Regions from separate parts of the Homo sapiens genome. Here region 1 is linked to region 2. A link is a loop called in an ENCODE intact Hi-C map of the cell type or tissue named here. Cell type or tissue: Caco-2. All regions are shown on one strand. Links, peaks and the distances in the headings refer to the core of each region. The heading gives the core; the rest is flanking DNA. Region 1 has its middle 160 kb from the start of ARHGAP42. Region 2 overlaps CNTN5 (contactin 5).

Evidence for each region. Peaks named below come from ENCODE experiments on the same cell type or tissue, not always from the same donor. Only the 100,000 strongest peaks of a DNase experiment are listed, where the experiment ranks them.
Region 1: it touches region 2 in a loop (12-fold over the local background); 2 of 110 quality-filtered maps call a loop at or near these places.

The regions. Positions count from the first base shown.
Region 1 is chr11:100,521,264-100,530,586 of GRCh38, reverse strand. No RefSeq gene overlaps it. Among named protein-coding and RNA genes, the nearest start is that of ARHGAP42, 160 kb to the left of the region's middle. In Caco-2, for the core only: a CTCF peak has its summit at 4,767 (motif pointing right); no DNase peak of the experiment used is centred there.
Region 2 is chr11:100,324,241-100,333,563 of GRCh38, reverse strand. The region is part of intron 21 of CNTN5 (contactin 5); the gene reads right to left. Among named protein-coding and RNA genes, the nearest start is that of ARHGAP42, 360 kb to the left of the region's middle. RefSeq lists an enhancer at 3,798-4,997. In Caco-2, for the core only: no CTCF peak of the experiment used is centred there; a DNase peak (open chromatin) is centred at 4,403.

The DNA.
Region 1 (9,323 bases), core at 725-8,724, 200 kb before region 2:
TTTCAGTGTGTTTCTATACTAGCTGATAATGGGCTTTATTTTCCATATTTAGTGCTCCCTTCAAGAGCTCCTGTAAGGCAGGTCTGGTGATAACAAATTCCCTCAGCATTTGCTTGTCTGAAAAGGATCTTGTTTCTCCTTTGCTTATGAAGCTTAGTATGGTCAGATATGAAATTTTGGGTTGGAATTTGTTTTCTTTAAGAATATTCAGTATTGCCTGCCAATCTCTTCTGACTTGTAGGGTTTCTACTGAGAGGTCCATTGGGCTGATGGGGTGTCCTTTGCCGGTGACCTGACCTTTATCTCTAGCTGCCTTTAACATTTTTCTTTCATTTCAACCTTGGAAAATCTGATGATTATGTGTTGTGGGGATGATCTTCTTGTGAAGCATCTTGCTGGAGTTCTCTGCATTTCTGAAATTGAATGTTGGCCTTCCTAGCTAAGGTTGGTGAAGTTCTCATATTCTGAAATATGTTTTCGCAGTTGGGTTTATTCTCCCCATCTCTTTCAGGGACATCAAGGAATCATAGATTTGGTCTCTTTACATAATCCCATATTTCTCAGGGTTTATTATTTCTTTTCATTCATTTTTCTGTATTCTTGTCTTCCTGTCTTATCTCAGAAAGAGTCTTCAAGCTCTGAAATTCTTTCTTCTGCTTGGTCTATTCTACTATTAATAATTGTGATTGCATTGTGAAGTTCTCGTAGTGTGTTTTTCAGTTCTATTAGTTTGGTTACAATCTTCTTTATACTGGCTATTTCATCTGTCAGCTCTTGCATTGTTTTATCATGATTTTTAGCTTCCTTGGATTGGGTTTCAACATATTCCTGTAGCTCAATAATCTTTATTTCTATTCATATTCTGAATTCTATTTCTGTCATTTTAGCTATCTCAGCCCAGTTCAGAACCCTTGCTGGAGAGGCATTGTGGTCATTTGGAGGAAAGAAGGCACTCTGGCATTTTGTGTTTTCAGGGTTCTTGCACCAATTCTTTCTCATCTTTGTGCGCTTATCTCCCTTCAGTCTTTGAGGTTGCTGACCTTTGGATGGGTTTCTTTTTTCTTTTATCCTATTTGATGACCTTGAGGGTTTTGTTGAGGTATAAGGTCGATTCAGCCAACTAGCTTTGTTTCTGGGAGATTTTATGGGGCCAACACTCAGCTTTTAACTCCTGGACCATGTTCTCTAACTCTGGGGGACCTCTATTGGGCCCCAACTTTGTCCTCTGGCTCCTTGACATCAGGAACCTACTGTGCTGGGGGAGCCGAGTTGTGTCAGCTGCCATAGTGGTGAAGGCACTGCAGCTGGGTGAGGTGGGGGGCCCCTGATGGCAACTCTGTGCAGTCAGGCTGGAGGTTGTTGGCTTGGGGGTGGGGTACTTGTGGGCACAGGCCTGGGTCCCTTCTCTGTGTCCTGCTAGCTGGAGTGTTTGCTCAGGGCAGGGGAGGATCTGCTGTTCTCTGCACAGTTTTAGCGCAAGGGCAGGGCACTGGCAGGGGCAGGGCTGGCTGGCTCTGTGCCCACCAAGACTTTGTCTGCGATGACAATTGCCAGTGGTGGGGAGTTGGGGGAGCGCACTGCACTCCTACATGCTGGCAGGGCAAGAAAAACAACAACTTGCCCTGCAGACAGTGCCAGCAAAGGGGGAGTTTCCGTGGGCCTGAAAAAAAGCTGCAATATGGGGAGGGAGCAGGTGGGCTGGTGGCTGCAGGGGCTGCCCCACTGGAGCTCTCTGCTAGTCAGAGGAGGCCAGCAGATCAAGGGGTGTTCAGGTCTGACCAAACCTGTCTGATGAGCAAGACACCCTGCAGATATCAGGTATGACAGTTCTCCTAGGCTAAAGTCTCCTATGGAAGCAAGTCGCATCTAGGGGTATGGCCATTGCTGGCTTTGCTCTGCTACAGACACTCCCATACCCAACCCTCTGGGCTCCACATCAGCTGGCTTGGTGCCCCTACCACTTCTCTAAGCAGCTCTCTCTGCCAACTCGAATGTTCATGGTGGTCAAGGAGTCTCCCCCTGCCAGAGTTCCAGAGGCATGTGGTGAGAACAGGGTGCTCCTTGCCAGTTCAACTCACCTATTCCCGGAGAGCTGTTGTGGGCCAGGAATGCTTCCTGGTGTGTGGTAGCCCTGTGCTGGGTTCCCAGCTTTTTTCCATTTCAGCTTCTGTATCTTCTTTCCAGCTTCTGTATCTTCCCTCCATCCACTCTCAGGACTTTCCCTCTGAAGATCTGTCAGGGACATGCCAGTCATCTTGGTCCCTCGATGGGTGGTGTTCCACCTGGCTGCATCTAGTTGGCCATCTTACCCTCCACTCCGATGTCACTCTTTTTACCGTGTAAATGTTCAGTTTTCTCAGAATCATTTATTGAGGATTATCCTTTCCCTATTTTGTATTCTTGGCAGCATTGTTGAAGATTAGTTGACCCTATATGTGTGTATATTTATGGCCTATCTATTCTGTTTTACTGGTATATGTGTCTTTTCTTATGCCAGTATCACACTGTTTTGATTTCTGTAGCTTTGTACCTAAAGACTTTTGTTGTTCTTTATGAGGTCCTGTAGTTCCACATTGTAATGTTTGAGGGCTAAATTTTCTCATTATTGTCCTATACCCTTCAAAGCTGGTCATTTATGCTCAATATGTCTTCTATTTGAATCAAGGCACTATGGTAGACACTGTGGAGGATATATGTGGTACCGAGGTCCCTTCAAATATTTTATTCTCTTTGATACTATTATAAATTGGATTGTTTTCTTAATTTCTTTTTGAATTATTGTCGTTTGTGTAGAGAAATGCAGCTGATTGTTGTATGTTGATTTTGTATCCTGCAATTTTACTACAGTTGTTTATTTGGACAGCTTTTATTTAGGTAAAATCTTCAGGGTTTTCTTTTTTTTTTTTGAGATGGGGTTTTGCTTTTGTTACCCAGGCTGGAGTGCAATGGCATGATCTTGGTCCACTGTAACCTCCACCTCTGGGTTCAAGCAGTTATCCTGCATCGGCCTCCTGAGTAGCTGGGATTACAGGCATTCGCCACCACACCTGGTTAATTTTTGTATTTTTAGTAGAGACGGGGCTTCACCATGTTGGCCAGGCTTGTCTCAAACTCCTGACCTCAGGTGATCCACCTGCCTTGTCCTCTCAATATTCTGGGATTACAGGCGTGAACCACCATGCCCAGTCAATCTTCAGGGTTTTCTATACATAAGATAATGTCATCAGAAAACAGACAACTTTTTTCTTCCTTTTTGTTTATTTTTTATAAGTTATTGGGGTACAGGTGGTATTTGGTTACATGAGTCAGTTCTTCAGTGGTGATTGGTGAGATATTGGTGCACCCATCACCTGAGCAGTAAACACTGCACCATATTTGTAGTCTTTTATCCCTTGCTTCCCTCCCACTCTTCCCCCCAAGTCCCCAAAGTCCACTGTATCATTCTTATGCCTTTGCATCCTCACAGCTTAGCTCCCACGTATCAGTGAGAACATATGATGTTTGGTTTTCCATTCCTGAGTTACTTCACTTAGAATAATAGTCTCCAACCTCATGCAGGTCACTGCAAATGCTGTTAATTCATTCCTTTTTTTGGCTGAGTAGTATCCCATCATATATATATATATATATCTCACAGTTTCTTTGTCCACTCATCGATTGATGGGCATTTGGATTGATTCCATGATTTTGCAATTATGAATTTTGCCGCTATATACATGCATATGCAAGTATCTTTTTTGTATAATGACTTTCTTCCTCTGGGTAGATATCCAGTAGAGGGATTGCTGGACCAAATGGTAGTTCTACTTTTAGTTCTTTAAGGAATCTTCACACTGTTTTCCATAGTGGCTGTACTAGTTTACGTTCCCACCAGCAGTGTAGAAGTGTTCCCTGATCACCACACCCATGTCAACGTCTACTATTTTTTGATTTTTTGATTATGGCCATTCTTGCAGGAGTAAGGTGGTATCATATTGTGGTTTTGATTTGCATTTCTCTGATCATTAGTGATGTTGAGCATTTTTTCATATGTTTTTTGGCCATTTGTATATATTTTTTTGAGAATTGTCTATTCATGTCTTTAGCCCACTTTTTGATGGGATTGTTTGTTTTTTGCTTACTGATATGTTTGAGTTCCGTTCACTTCTTGTATCGTTTTTTGGATTTCCTTGCACTGGGCTTTGCCTTTCTCTGGTGCCTCCCTGATTAGCTTAATAACTAACTTCCTGAATTCTTTTTCAGGGATTTCTTCTTGATTTGGATCCATTGCTGGTGAACTAGTGTGATTTTCTGTGGATGTTGAAGAGCCTTATTTTATCATATCATATCAACCAGAGTTGGTTTTCTGGTTCCTTCTCATTTGGTTAGGCTCTGTCAAAGGAAAGCTCCAGGGTTGAGGGCTGTTGTTCAGATTCTTTTGTCCCATGGGGTGTTCCTTTGATGTATTATTCTCCCTCTTTTCCTATGGATGTGGCTTCCTGCACAAGCTACACTGCACAAGCTGCAGTGATTGCTGTCTCTCTTCTGGGTCTAGCCACCCAGCAAGTGTACCTGGCTCTAGGCTGGTACTGGGAGTTGTCTGCACAGAGTCTTGTGATATGAACCATCTATGGGTCTCTCAGCCATGAATACCAGCACCTCTTTTGGTGGAGGTAGCAGGGATGTACAATGGACTCTGTGAGGGGTCATAGCTTTTGTGGTTTAATGTTCTATTTTTGTGCTGGTTGGCCTCTTACCAGGAGGTGGCGCTTTTCAGACAGCATCAACTGTGGTAGTATGGAGAGGAACCAGCGGTGGGTAGGGTCTTAGAACTCCCAAGATTATATGCCCTTTGTCTTCAGCTACCAAGGGGGTAGGGAAGGACCACCAGGTGGGAGCAGGACTGGGAGTGTCTTAGCTCTGATTTTCCTTGGGCAGATCTTGGTACAGCTGCTGTGGAGGATAGGGGTGGGGTTTCCAGTTCAATGGAGTTGTGTACCTAGGAGGATTATTGCTGCCTCTTTGGAGTCATGCAGGTTGTCAGGGAAGTGGGGGAAAGCCGGCTGTCAAAGGCCTCACACATTTCCCACACAAACCGAAGGGCTGGTCCCATTCTGACCATGCCCTACTATCAGCCTCGAGTCTTTTTCCAGGTGGTGTGCAATCCTGGCTGGAGAACTTGCGCAAGGCTACCTGCCTCCCAGTTGTGAAAGAAAAGGGCTTGGTGCCTCCCCTGCCTGTGGAGTCTGCACACTGGATTGGCACCCACCTCTGAGTTCTGGCCAGGAGGCTTCTTGCCCCATTCAAATTGTTACAAAGTTCAGCTGGAAATTACCTTCTCCCTGTGGTGTTTTCCCCCTACTCCTCTGGCTGCCCTCCTGATGGATCCTTGTGGTGCCAGGCAGGAATGGCCTGCCTGGGGACCCAGTGAGCTGCCAGGGCCTTTGTGATGCTTCCTCTACCCCTGTATTTCTCTTGGCTTTCTAAATGGACTCAGCTCCAGGTAAGGTTGGAAATTTCTCCCACAAACAGGCTTTCAGTTTCCCCAGTGGGAGTGTGTTTTCAGGAGGGAAGGCTCTCCCTTTCCCACTTCTGCAGGTGGGTCACTTACAGTATTTAGAGTGTCTCCCAGGTCCTAGAGGAGCAGTCTGCTTGCTTCAGAGGGACTGTGGATCTTCTCGAGATTGTCGGTTTGTTCTTGCAGTTGATTTGGAGCTACCATTCACAATGTGAGCCTCCGCACGCTGCTCTGTTCTTCTGAGTCGAAGCTGCAATCTAGTCCTGCCTCCTGTCAGCCATGATGATTCTTCCTTTTTAATTGGATGCCTTTTATTTGTTTTTTCTTGTCCCCATATTTTGTTATTGATGTTACAATTTTAATGTTTTTATATTGTGTATCCACTAATATATGATTGCAGCTATGGTTATTTTAATACTTTTGTCTTTGAACTTTTCTACTAGAGGTGAAAGTGCATCACCATAGAGTATTCTGAATTTGACTATATACTTACTTTTATCAGCAAGTTTTAATCAGCATCCTTTCATTTCAACTTGAACAATGTCCTTTAGCATGTCTTGCAAGGCAGGTCTAGTGATGATGAGCTTCCTCACCTATAGCTTGCCTGAGAAAATTTTTATTTCTTCTTCATTTTTGAGGTATAGCTTTGCCAGATATAGTATTCTTGGTTGGCAGGTTTTTTAGTTTTTCTTTTGGCAGTTTAAATATATCATCCCTCTCTCTCCTGGCCAGTAAGGTTTCTGCTGAGAAATCAGCGGATACTCTCATAGAAACTACCTTGTATGTGATTAGTCAATTTTCTCTTGCTGATTTCAAATTTCTCTTATTTTCTTTGACTTTTGATAATTTGATTATAATATTTCTCAATATGATCTTCTTTGGATTGTTCCTATTTGGAGACTTTTGAACTTCATGAATTAGGATGTTCATGTCCTTCCCAAGATTTGGGATGTTTTCTGCCATTATTTATTTTAATAATCATTTTGAGCCTTTGTTGTCTCTCTCTTCTCCTTCTGGACTTCCATAACACATAATTTGGTTCATTTTATGATGTGTCATAATTCTTGTAGGTTTCTTTATTCTTTGTCATTCCTTTTTTTCTTATCTGACTGGCTAATTTCAAATGATCTCTCTCAAATTAACAGCAGTTTAAATTTTAAAATTTCATTCATTGTATTTTTGAGCTCCAGAATTTCTGTGTTTTATAATTTCTGTTTCGCTGTTGAACTTCTCATTTTGTTCATTTCTGATTTTTCGGATTTTGTTTTATTGTCTATCTGTGTTCTCTTGTATCTCACTGAATTTACTTCCTTAGATTGATTATTTGGAATTCTTTGCAAGGCAATTCATGGATCTTTATTCATTTGAGTCCAATTACTGGAAAACTATTTTGTTCCTCTAGTGGTATCATGTTTTCTTGATTTTTCATGTTTCTTGAGGTTTGGGATTGCTGCTTTGCATTTGAAAAAGATCACCTCCTCCAGTCTGTACTGCATGGCTGAAGGAGAAAAATACATTCACCATTCAACCTGGCTAGTTACCCTGGGTATTCCATAGACCTTTTTATGGATGTTCCCATTCCATTCCTTTTGTTCCTTCTTGGGAGAGAAAAATCTTAGGATTGTATTACTTCTCTCAATCCTGTACAGCCAGGCTGAATGTTGAGAGCCTCCCATTTATTTGCCAAAGGGTACCCTAACATGTTAAAAGTTAAGAACCTTTTTTCAGTCTAACAGAGTTGAACCAGCTTTCTAAGATGTACTGCCTTGGGGGTAGGAGTGATGTGGGGCAAGTGAAACTGTTTTTCTTACTCTCTTAAATCCATTGATTCTCAGTTTGTTTGTTTTTTCTCCAAGGGAGTGCTGGCACCTGACTGCTGGACTCCTGGGCTCCTGCAAAGATACTCGTGTTCATGGATGCTTTTGGGGAGGGTTGGTATGAGGGCTAAAATATCTCTCTACCATCTTTCTGACATCACTCCAGCCAGAACTTCTTGATATGATCTTTAAAATGGTTTCAGAGCTCTCATCCAATTACTTTAAAAGTGATTAATATTTATTCCCTAAAGCAGTTTTGACAGAAAGTTCTCCTAATGACAATATTGTCAGTGTAATAATAATAGCAGGAAAAAGTACTTAAGGAATAATTAATAAATTATTTCTTAAATACTTACTCACTTTCTGTTTTAGTCAAGTGTGTCATGATGGAGAAGGAAGATATGTCCTTGAAGAAGCTCTGTTCTGTGGTTTGAATGCCTGACTCTCCTCCAAAATTTACATTCGAATTTAATCCCCAATGTAGTAGTATAAAGAGGTGGAGCCTTTAGGAAGGAACTAAATTTTGAGGGGAGAACCCTCATGAGTAAGAGTAGCAACTGATATGGTTTGGCTGTGTCCCCACCCAAGTCTCATCTTGAATTGAAGTTCCCATAATCTCTACATGTTGTGGGAGTGACCCAATGGGAGGTAATTGAATCATGGGGGTGGGTTTCTCCCATGCCATTCTCATGATGGTTTTGTAAATAGCAGTTCCCCTGAACTCTCTTGCCTGCCATCATGTAAGACATGCCTTTGCTCCTCCTTCGCCTTCTGCCATGATTGTGAGGCCTCCCCAGCCATGTGAAACTGTAAGTCCATTAAACCTCTTTTTCTTTATAAATTACCCATTCTCAGGTATTTCTTCATAGCAGTATGAGAACAGATTAATACAGCAACCTTATAAAAGGGATGGAGGAAACTTTTTAGCTCTCTTTTTATGTCCTTCTGCCTTTTGCCACCAGAGGATATGGCCTAGATTCCCCCTTTCTACCATGTGTGGATAGAATAAGAAAGCCCTCACCAGCTACTGAATGTCAGCACCTTGATCTTGAACTTTCTAGCCTCCAAAATCTGTGAGGAAAAAAAAAATTTTAATACCCTGACTTGAAACTCATGTGAAAAATAAATTACCCAGTCTAAAGTATTTGGTTATGGCAGCACTAGCAGATTAAGACATTTTGGGTCCAGAAGTTAAAGATGGACCCAATTTTTCTTCACTGATTTTCTTATGACTTTAAAAAAAACTTGATCTACTCAGCTTTTATGAGAAGTAGATATCATATCAATATTGAGAAAAAAGGTAGAATCAGAAGAGTCCTAGGAAGGATGGGTGGAAAGAATAGATCTTTCTGGGAACAAATCCTAAGGAAAGATACTAATATTAATAGGTCCAAATTCAGATTAGTAGACCCAGATATTTAAATACCTTTGTTGTAATAGTGGGAAAGGTAAATGGCAGTAATTACTGCAGTAATTCCTGCTCAGGCAGGAGTTGGAGAAACTTAACTGTTTTTGGAAAAGTGAATTGGAAAGATAAAAGGTTAGAATGTATAATCATCATTCTGTTTATATGCCTTGGGCTTAGTTGATTTACCTGAAGCTCTAATCACACTAGCTTGAGTGTAAATATAGGGAATATCAATAATAAATAATGTGATAACTTTCACACTGTGGAATTCCTTCATTAGAGAAGGTGGCTCTATTATTGGGGCAGCAGAAATAGGGTAACAGAAAGCATAGAAGGTATGAGATTAGTTTGATTCCTAGGTAGGCCAGGGTCTTTTCAGGGAAGTGATGGGGTTATTTTCAGCACCATAGTTAGGACTTCTTTTGTTGTTGTTGAGATGAAGTCTCGCTCTGTCACTCAGGCTGGAGTGAAATGGCGTGATCTCGTCTCACTGCAACCGTCGCCTCCTGGGTTCAAGCGATTCTCCTGCCTCAGCCTCTTGAGTAGCTGGGATTACTGGCACCCACCACCATGCCCAGCTAATTTTTGTATTTTTAGTAAA
Region 2 (9,323 bases), core at 640-8,639:
CTGTTTTGGTGATGATGGCCTTATAGAATAGTTTGAAGTCAGGCAAATGTGATGCCTCCAGATTTGTTCTTGTTGCTTAGTCTTGCTTTGGCTACATGGGCTCTTTTTCGGTTCCATGTGGATTTTAGGTGTTTTTTTTTTTTTTTTTTTTTTTTCTAATTCAGTGAAGAATGATGGTGGTATTTTGATGGAAATTGCATTGAATTGCTAGATTGCTTTTGGCAGTATGGTCATTTTGACAATATTGATTCTACCCATCCATGAGCATGATGTGTTTCAATTTGTGTTGTCTATGATTTCTTTCAGCAGTGTTTTGTTGTAGAGGTCTTCCACATCGATGGTTAGGTATATTCCTAAGTATTTTATTTTTATTTTTTTCAGCTATTGTAAAAGGCATTGAGCTCTTGATTTGATTCTCAGCTTGGCTGCTGTTGGCATATAGCAGAGCTACTGACTTTTGCATATTAATTTTGTAACCTGAAACTATGATGAATTCATTTATCCGTTCTAGGAGCTTTTTTGTCTTCATGTATACAATCATATCATCAGCAAACAGTGACAGTTTGACTTCCTCCTTACCAATTTGGATGCCCTTTATTTCTTTCTGTTGTCTGATTGCTCTGGGTAGGACTTCCAGTACTATGCTGAATAGAAGTGGTGAGAGTGGGCATCCTTGCCTTGTTCCAGTTCTCAGGGGAAATGGTTTCGAGTTTTCCCCATTTATAATATTGGCTGTGGGTTTGTCATAGACAGGTTTTATTACCTTAAAGTATGTCCCTTGTATGCCAATTTTGTTGAGGATTTTAATCATAAAGAGATGCTGGATTTTGTCAAATGCTTTTTCTGTGTCTATTGAGATGATCATGTGATTTTTAATTCTGCTTATGTGGTGTATCACATTTACTGACTTACGTGTTAAACTATCCCTGTATCCCTGGTATGAAACCCAGTTGATCATGGTGTATTATCTTTTTGACATAAGGATTTTTGCATCTATGATGATCAGGGATATTGATCTGTAGTTTTCTATTTTTGTTATGTCATTTCCTGGTTTTGGTATTAGGATGATACTGGCTTCATTGAAGGATTTAGGGAGGATTCCCTCTTTCTCTGTCTTTTTGAGTAGTGTCAGTAGAATTGGTACCAATTCTTCTTTAAATGTCTGATAGAATTCAGCTGTGAATCCATGTGATCCTCGACTTTTTTTTTGTTGGCAATTTTTAAATAACCATTTTAATCTCGCTGCTCATTATTGGTCTGTTCAGACGTTCTATATTTCTTGGTTTACTCTAGGAGGGTTGCATATTTCCAGGAATTTATCCCTCTCCTCTAGATTTTCTAGTTTATGCATGTAAAGGTGTTCATCATAGCCTTGAATGGTCTTTTGTATTTCTGTGGTATCAGTTGTAATATCTCCTGTTTTGTTTCTAATTGAACTTATTTGGATCTTCTCTCTTCTTTTCTTGTTTAATCATGCTAATGGTCTATCGATTTTACTTATATTTTCAAAGAACCAGCATTTTGTTTCATTTATCTTTTGTATTTTTCTTTTTTTGTTTCAATTTTATTTAGTTCTCCTCTTTGTTATTTCTTTTCTTCTGCTGGATGTGGGTTTGGATTGTTTTTGTTTCTTCAGTTCTCTGAAGTGTGACCTAAGATTGTCTATTTGTGCTCTTTCAGACTTTTTAATCTAGTCATTTAATACTATGAACTTTCTTCTTATCTCTTAGTTTTTTCTGTATCTCAGAGGTTTTGATAGGTTGTGTCACTACTATCATTTAGTTCAAAGAATTTTTAAATTTCCATCTTGATTTCGTTGTTGAGCCAGCAATCATTCAGGAGCAGGTTTTTTGATTTCCATGTATTTGCATGGTTTTGAGGATTCCTTTTTGAACTCATCTCCAATTTTATTCCACTGTGGTCTGAGAGACTAATTGACATAATTTTGATTTTCTTAAATTTACTGAGACTTGTTTTGTGGCCTATCATATAGTCTATCTTGGAGGATGTTCTGTGTGCTGATGAACAGAATGTACATTCTGGAGTTGTTGGGTAGAATGCTCTGTAGATATCTGTTAGGTCCATTTGTTCTAGGTTTTAGTTTAAGTCCATTGTTTCTTTGTTGACTTTCTGTCTTGATGACCTATCTAGCACTGTCAGTGGAGTATTAAAGTATCCCACTGTTATTGTGTTGTCATGTATCTCATTCCTTAGGTCTAGTATTAATTGTTTTATAAACTTGGGAGCTCCAATGTTAGGTGCATATATATTTAGAATTGTGATATTTTCCTGTTGGACTAGTCCTTTTATCATTATATAATATCCCTCTTTGTCTTTTTAAACTGCTGTTGCTTTAAAGTTTGTTTTGTCTGATATAAGAATATCTACTCCTGCTCACTTTTGATATCCATTTGCATTGAATATCTTTTTCCACCTTTTTACCTTAAGTTTATATGAGTCCTCATGTGTTAGGCAAGTCTCCTGAGGACAGCAGAAACTTAGTTGGTGAATTTTTATCTATTCTGCCATTCTGTATATTTTAGGTGGAGCATTTAGGCCATTTACATTCAATGTTATTATTGAGATATGAGGTACTGTTCTATTCATCATGCTATTTGTTGCCTGAATACCTTGTTTTTTGTTTCCATTGTGTTATTGTTTTACAGGTCCTGTGAGATTTATGCTTTGAGGAGGTTCTATTTTGGTGTGTTTTGAAAATTTGTTTCAAGATTTAGAGCTCCTTTTAGCAGTTCTTGTAGCGCTGGCTTGGTAGTGGTGAATTCTCTCAGCATTTGTTTGTCTGGAAGAGACTGTATCTTTCCTTTGTTTATGAAGCTTAGTTTCACTGGATATGAAATTCTTGGGGGATAATTGTTTTGTTTAAGGAGGCTAAAAATAAGACTCCAATTCCTTCTAGCTTGTAAGGTTTCTGCTGATAAATTTGCTGTTGCTCTGATAGGTTTTCCTTCATAGGTTACCTGATGCTTTTGCCTCACAGCTCTTAAAATTTCCTTCGTCTTGACTTTAGATAACATGATGACTATGTGCCTAGGTGATGATCTTTTTGTGATGAATTTCCCAGGTGTTCTTTGAGTTTCTTATATTTGGATGTCTAGAGTTCTAGGAATGCTTGGGAAGTTATCTTTGATTATTCCCTCAAGTATGTTTTCAAAACTTTTAGATTTCTCTTCTTCTTCAGGAACATCAAGTATTCTTAGGTTTATCCATTTAACATAGTCCCAAACTTCTTGAAGGCTTTGTTCTTTTTAAAAATTCCTTTCTGTTTGTCTTTGATGGATTGAGTTAATTCAAAAGCCTTGTCTTTGAGCTCCAGAGTTCTTTCCTCTGCTTTTTGATTCTATTGCTGAGATTTTCCAGTGCATTTTGCATTTTTCTAAGTGTGTCTTTGATTTCCAGAAGTTGTGATTTTTTTAAATTTGTGCTGTGTATTTCACTGAAGAATTTCTCCTTCACATTCTGTATCATGTTTTTGAATACTTTAAGTTGGCCTTCACCTTTCTCTGGTGCCTCCTTGATTGTCTTAGTAATTGACCTTCTGAATTCTTTTTGTGGCAATGCAGAGATTTCATCTTGGTTTGGATCCATTGCTGGTGAGCTGGTATGATCTTTTGGGGGTGTTAAAGAACCTTGTTTTGTCATATTACCAGAATTGTTTTTTCCGGGTCTTTCTCATTTGGGTAGACTATGTTAGAGGGAAGATCTGGGATTAAAGCGTTGCTATTCAGGTTCTTTTGTCCTATGGGGTGCTCCCTTGATGTGGTGTTCTCTCCCTTTCCCTAGCAATAAGGGTTCCTGAGAACTGAACCATAGTTATTGTTTTTGCTCTTCTGGGTCCAGCCACCCAGCAGGGCTACTGGTATTCTGGCTGGCATTGGAGGCTGTCTGCAAAGAGTCCTGTGATGTGAGTCATCTTCAGGTCTTGCAGCCTGGATATCAGCACCTGCTCCAGTGGTGTTAGTTGGGGAGTGAAGTGGACACTGTGAAGGTCCTTGGTTGTGCTTTTGTTTAGTGTGCAGTTTTTGGGTTAGTTGGCCTCCAGCCAAGTGGTGGCACTTTCAAGAGCACACCAGCTGCAGTCCTATAGGGAGGATGCAAACTTGCCCTAAGCACAGCTGTTTAAGTATTCAGGTTTCTCAGGCAGTGGCTGGGGCCTTAGAGTTTTCAAGAAATTAAGACCTTTGTCTTTGGCTACCAGGGTGGATAGAAAAAGACTACCAGGTAGGGGCAGGGATAGCCATTTCTGAGCTCAGCCTCTCTTTGAGTGGGGCTTGCTGTGGCTGCTGTGGAGAATGGGGGTGTGGTTCCCAGTCCAGTGGAGTTATATTCCCAAGGGGATTAGAGCTGCCTCTGCTGAGTCATACAGGTCACCAGGGAAGTAGGGAAAACCCAGCAGTAACAAGCCTCAACCTGCTCTTACACAGCCTGCAGTCCTAAAGGCTGGTCTCACTCCCACCACGCCCCCCTCCAATAGCACTGAGTTTATTTCCGGGCAGCCAGTGATCAAGACTGAGAACTTATCCCAGACTGCATGCCTCCTCGTTGAAAAACCAAGCCGACTCAGTTTTTTAGCATCTCAAGGAGCTTTCAGTGGTGATCCAGTTCCTTCAAAGGGACTGTGGATTCTCTTGGCTTTCCTGGTATGTTCCTTTGGTAGTTCTTGGAGCACAAGTTCACCATGTGAGTTTTCACATGCTGCTCTGTCCATCTGAGCAGGAGCTGCAAGCTAGTTCTGCCACCTATCTGCCATCTTCAGGTTTTTCTTTTTCTTTTTTTTCTTTTTTGCAAGGTCTGATATGGTTTGGATTTATGTCCCCATCCAAATATCATGTCAAATTGTAATCCCCAATTTGGAGGTGAGGCTTAGTAGGAGTTGATCAGATCATGGGGACAGATTTCCCCCTTGCTGTTCTTTTGATAGTGAATAAGTTCTCGGGAGATGTGGTTGCTTAAAAGTCTGTGGCACCTCCCACCTGTCTCTTCCTTCTTCTCTGGCTATGTAAGATGTGCCTGCTTCTCCTTTGCCTTCCTGCCATTATTGTAAGTTTGCTGAGGCCTCCTCAGCCGGACTTCCTGTACAGCTTGTTGAACTGTAAGTCAATTAAACCTTTTTTCTTTATCAATTACCCAGTCTCAGGTAGTTCTTCATAGGATTGCAAGAAGGGACGGTCTCATTTGAGACACGGTCTCATTTTATTTGTCCTGTATTAGTCCTAGGCTGGAGTGCAGTGGCATGATCTGAGCTTACTGCAGCCTGGATCTCCTAGGCTAGAGTGATCCTCCCACCTCAGCCTCCCTAGTAGGTAGGACTACAGGTGTGCGCCAACACACCCAGCTAATTTTTAATTTTTTTTTTTGGTAGCGACATGGTCTCGCTATGTTGCCTAGGCTGGTCTAGGACTCCTGGCCTTAAACGGTCCTACTGCCTTGGCCTCCCAAAGTGTTGGGATTGCAGGTGTGAGCTATCATGCCTGGCCTGCTTGTTAGGTTTTAAAAATACAACTCTTAGCACTTGTATTCTGTTACTTCTATACCTTTAATTGTACTCAGTGATCACTGCTAACTCAATGTTGTACTCCCTGCATTTAGTAGACACCACTCTATTTTCTGCTTTTATTAAATGTAGAAGAAAAATCTTTTTGATTTTTGCATCTTTGAGAGTAATTTTGTCTTTCTACTAATTGGTTTTATTAATAATCAAATTTTGTCTTTCTATTAATCAGTTTTATTTTTAATGAAAATGCATATTGAAATTTGATATTTTACCAGGTCTTGAGTTCTAAAAACTTGTTAATTCAACTATCCATTCGAAGGTATTTTTTGACTCAGTGTTATTTACCAAACACTGTGCCTAGGGCCAACTGAGAATCAATGGTGAGTCAAAATAGATGAAGTCCCTGCCCTCTTGGAGTTACAGTCTACTTAGGGCACGATCTGTTGAATAAATGATCACACCCACAAATGTAAAACTCGGGTTTTGATCAGAGGTTTATGGGAAGCTATATATTGATACAGATCTAACTTGAGGGATAGGACTCCGTGGGCAGGGGCTGGTCAGGGAAGTCTTCACTAAGGCAGAGACAGTTACATTGAAGGCTGAGAGATGATTGGGAGTTCAGCAGGCAAAGGGAGAGGGAAGGCAGAGGCATCCTGTGTGCAGTCTGGAAAGAGGGGGATGTGGGGCTGAAGAAAGTACAGTTAGGCAGATGTGGAGGGTGATCCGTGTGTGGTGCACTTGATGCTGGAGTCATAGATGGAGCCAGATCTTGTAGTTGGCCATGTTAAGGAGCTAGGATTAGTAAAAACCAAAAATGTCCTATGTGCAAGTGTAACACATGGAATGCTTTTAAGCAGGATGAGGCTGGGAGTGTGCCTGTGGCACAATTAGGTTTGTGTTTTGAAAAGATACACACAGCGGTATCAAGTTAGTTTTTGTTTTAAACTACATAAATTAGATCCTTCTTTTGTTAAAAACTTCCTTTTGTTAAAAAGGCTTCCTTTTGCACTTAGAATAAATTCCAAACTTCTCACCATGGCTTCAAGGCTCTACCTGATATAGTCTCTATACTTCTGCATCTCACTTTGTCCACTGCCTTCTAGCAAAATGGGCCTCAAACGTTCAATCACATTCTCAATTTAGAGTTTTTGAGCTTTTGGTGCCCAGTGACTGAAAGCTCTTTTCACAGTTCTCCAAATGGCTATCTCCTTCTTTTCAGATAGGTTTCAGCTTAACCAAGAAGCCTCCTTGGCCACTTCTTTAAAGAAACCACCCCTCCCTTAGTCACTCTCTCTCACATCATTTTAATTTTTAATATAATTATTATTACAACTATCACATGTGAAATTATCCTAATTTATTCATGATTGCTTTATGGTAGCAGATGGAGGCACTCAATAATTTGTCTTACTGAATAAACAGTTGAAATATAAAGGGCAGATTGGAAACGGGTTAGTGTGGATACATCAAGAGCTTTTAGGAGATGTTGCTGGAGTCTTGGTCAGAAATGAGCGTAGCTTAAACTAGGGGCATGGTGGAAGATATAGGGATGTGTATGGATGAATAAATATTTAGAAGATAAAATCAATAGTCTTTGGTGATGGATTAATTATGGGAGTGACAAAGATGGGGCTGTTAAGATTTTAATATTTCTTGAAACATTGGAATTTCTCTATCTTAAATGTCAGAATTTTTTCCTTGTTGCTTTGTTTTTGGAGTTTTGTTCACTTTTTTTCTGTTATTCCTTTTGTTCCATATATTCTATCTTCTTCGCAGATACCTATTATGTATGAGCCAAATCTATTCTGTCTTTCACGTCTACCATTTTCTCTCACATCTTAAAAATAAAATTTTCTTATTGATTTACTTTGCATTCTACAATTATTTCTCAAGTTTGTACTCTGAAGCATTGGTTTAAATAGTTAATACTATCAAGTTTACATCTTATTGCTTCCAATGAATATTTTAGTCACTTTGATTTTGATTTTATTGTATTCTCTTCCTATTCTGAATTGTTCTTTAAATATAAAAGAACTATTCTCGTTTATCTCATTGAGGTTAGAACTATATATTTAAAATTTTTCTTCTGATTTACAAGAAAATCTTTTCTAGGAAAAGGAATTCATACTAAAGCTAATCATTCATTTCCTTCTTTCTAAGGTTTTTCTTCTATATGTTTTTCTCTTTCAAAGATTTTCCTTCAGTCTCATCACCTTTGTGTCTTATCTGACTGATCTTCAACTGTTCTAAAAATGAGTTTAAGGATTATTTGAATGGTGAGACATCCATTTCTAGACTTTATCTCCCAGACCAGTAGTCTATGCTGTGCAGGGAGATGCCAGATTATTGGTTGTTGGTATAAGCCTCTACTCGTATTTTCAAACAACCCAAAGAAATCTAACCAGGTTTGGGCTGAAAACCACAGCTTCATATGTATGAGTGAAGTTGTTTTGTTGAAGAAAAGATAAAGGGCCAGAGGCTATTTCATTGCTTGCTTGAACCTAGAAAATGGGATTTTGAGGCTGGGTCACTGCACAAAGATGAAAGGAAAGAAAAACCTAGAAAACACTCTGATAACTTTGTTTTATACCACTCACTGTGATTGCAGTGAGGACTGTCTTTTCTGATGGTTTCATGGGTGCTTTAAGGGGGAATTAAGGAAAGTTGGTTTTACATGCTTTCGTTCAATTTACTGTCATTTCTAACACAAAAGTTGCAACTAATTTAAATTGAGGGTTAGAGGACAGATATTTCACTGATAGCATAGTTTCACTACTAATTCCTTACCTTCAGATATATTTTGGAATATCATGACCTTTTTCCTGTTAGTGGTTAGATTGCTTTTTACATTCTTCCTGTCTTATACAGCATCTAAGATCAGGCATGTCCTTCTACTAAGAGTTTCAAAATCCTATATGTGGGGAGCACATTTTCCATGAAAGTTGAATTTGTTTTGATTGGCAAAGTCCCTGCTTGCGTCAATTTAGTTCATCTCCAGTTTCCCAAACTCTTGAATTTAGTACTAGATATAGTTATTAAATTGGCTATTCACAATCAATACTTTGAGATATGCTGGCAGTCAGTATTATTAAATTGCATGCATATTAGTTACTTTGTGCCCAGAGGTAATTTTACCATAAAGGATGCAATTTAATGAGTTACATAAAATAAATAAATGATGCTTAGTTAAACTTTTGAATATTTATGAGGCAGTTCAACAGTGATTAGATGATATGAGGTGAGAAAGTTTAAAATGCAGAAGAAACATAATAATGGATATTAGTTACTGAATAAATTTGTATTTATTTTTCCTAGAAGCTGTTATTGCTGCATAAAGAAAATATACTGAAGATTAGCTATAAATATAATTAAATATTTTCCTAACACATGTAGTTCAGTGTATGTCTTTTACAAATATTAGTTGCCTTCTTCATATTCTTTATTGAAACATTTTGAAAGAGAGAATATTGAATAGAAAAAATTCTAAGAGCATTTAATTATAACTGATGTACTTGAATATGTTTTGTGAGATGACCTGTAAATTGAGAAAAGAAATTTTATTTGAGGAACGCAAGTCCTTTTGATTATTATAGCCAGAGAAACATTAAAATGAGACTGCAACCATGCCCCACTTCCCCTTTGAGCAATGTATTTATCTTTTGAAACTGCTTGCTATTGCTACAAGTAGCTACTAATTAATAATGCCACATCAGACACTATAACCCTATAGCTTCACAATGTATAGCCATTCACTAATCAATGCTATTTCTGTAAATAAATGAGAATTCCTGAGAAAGGACTTTGTATC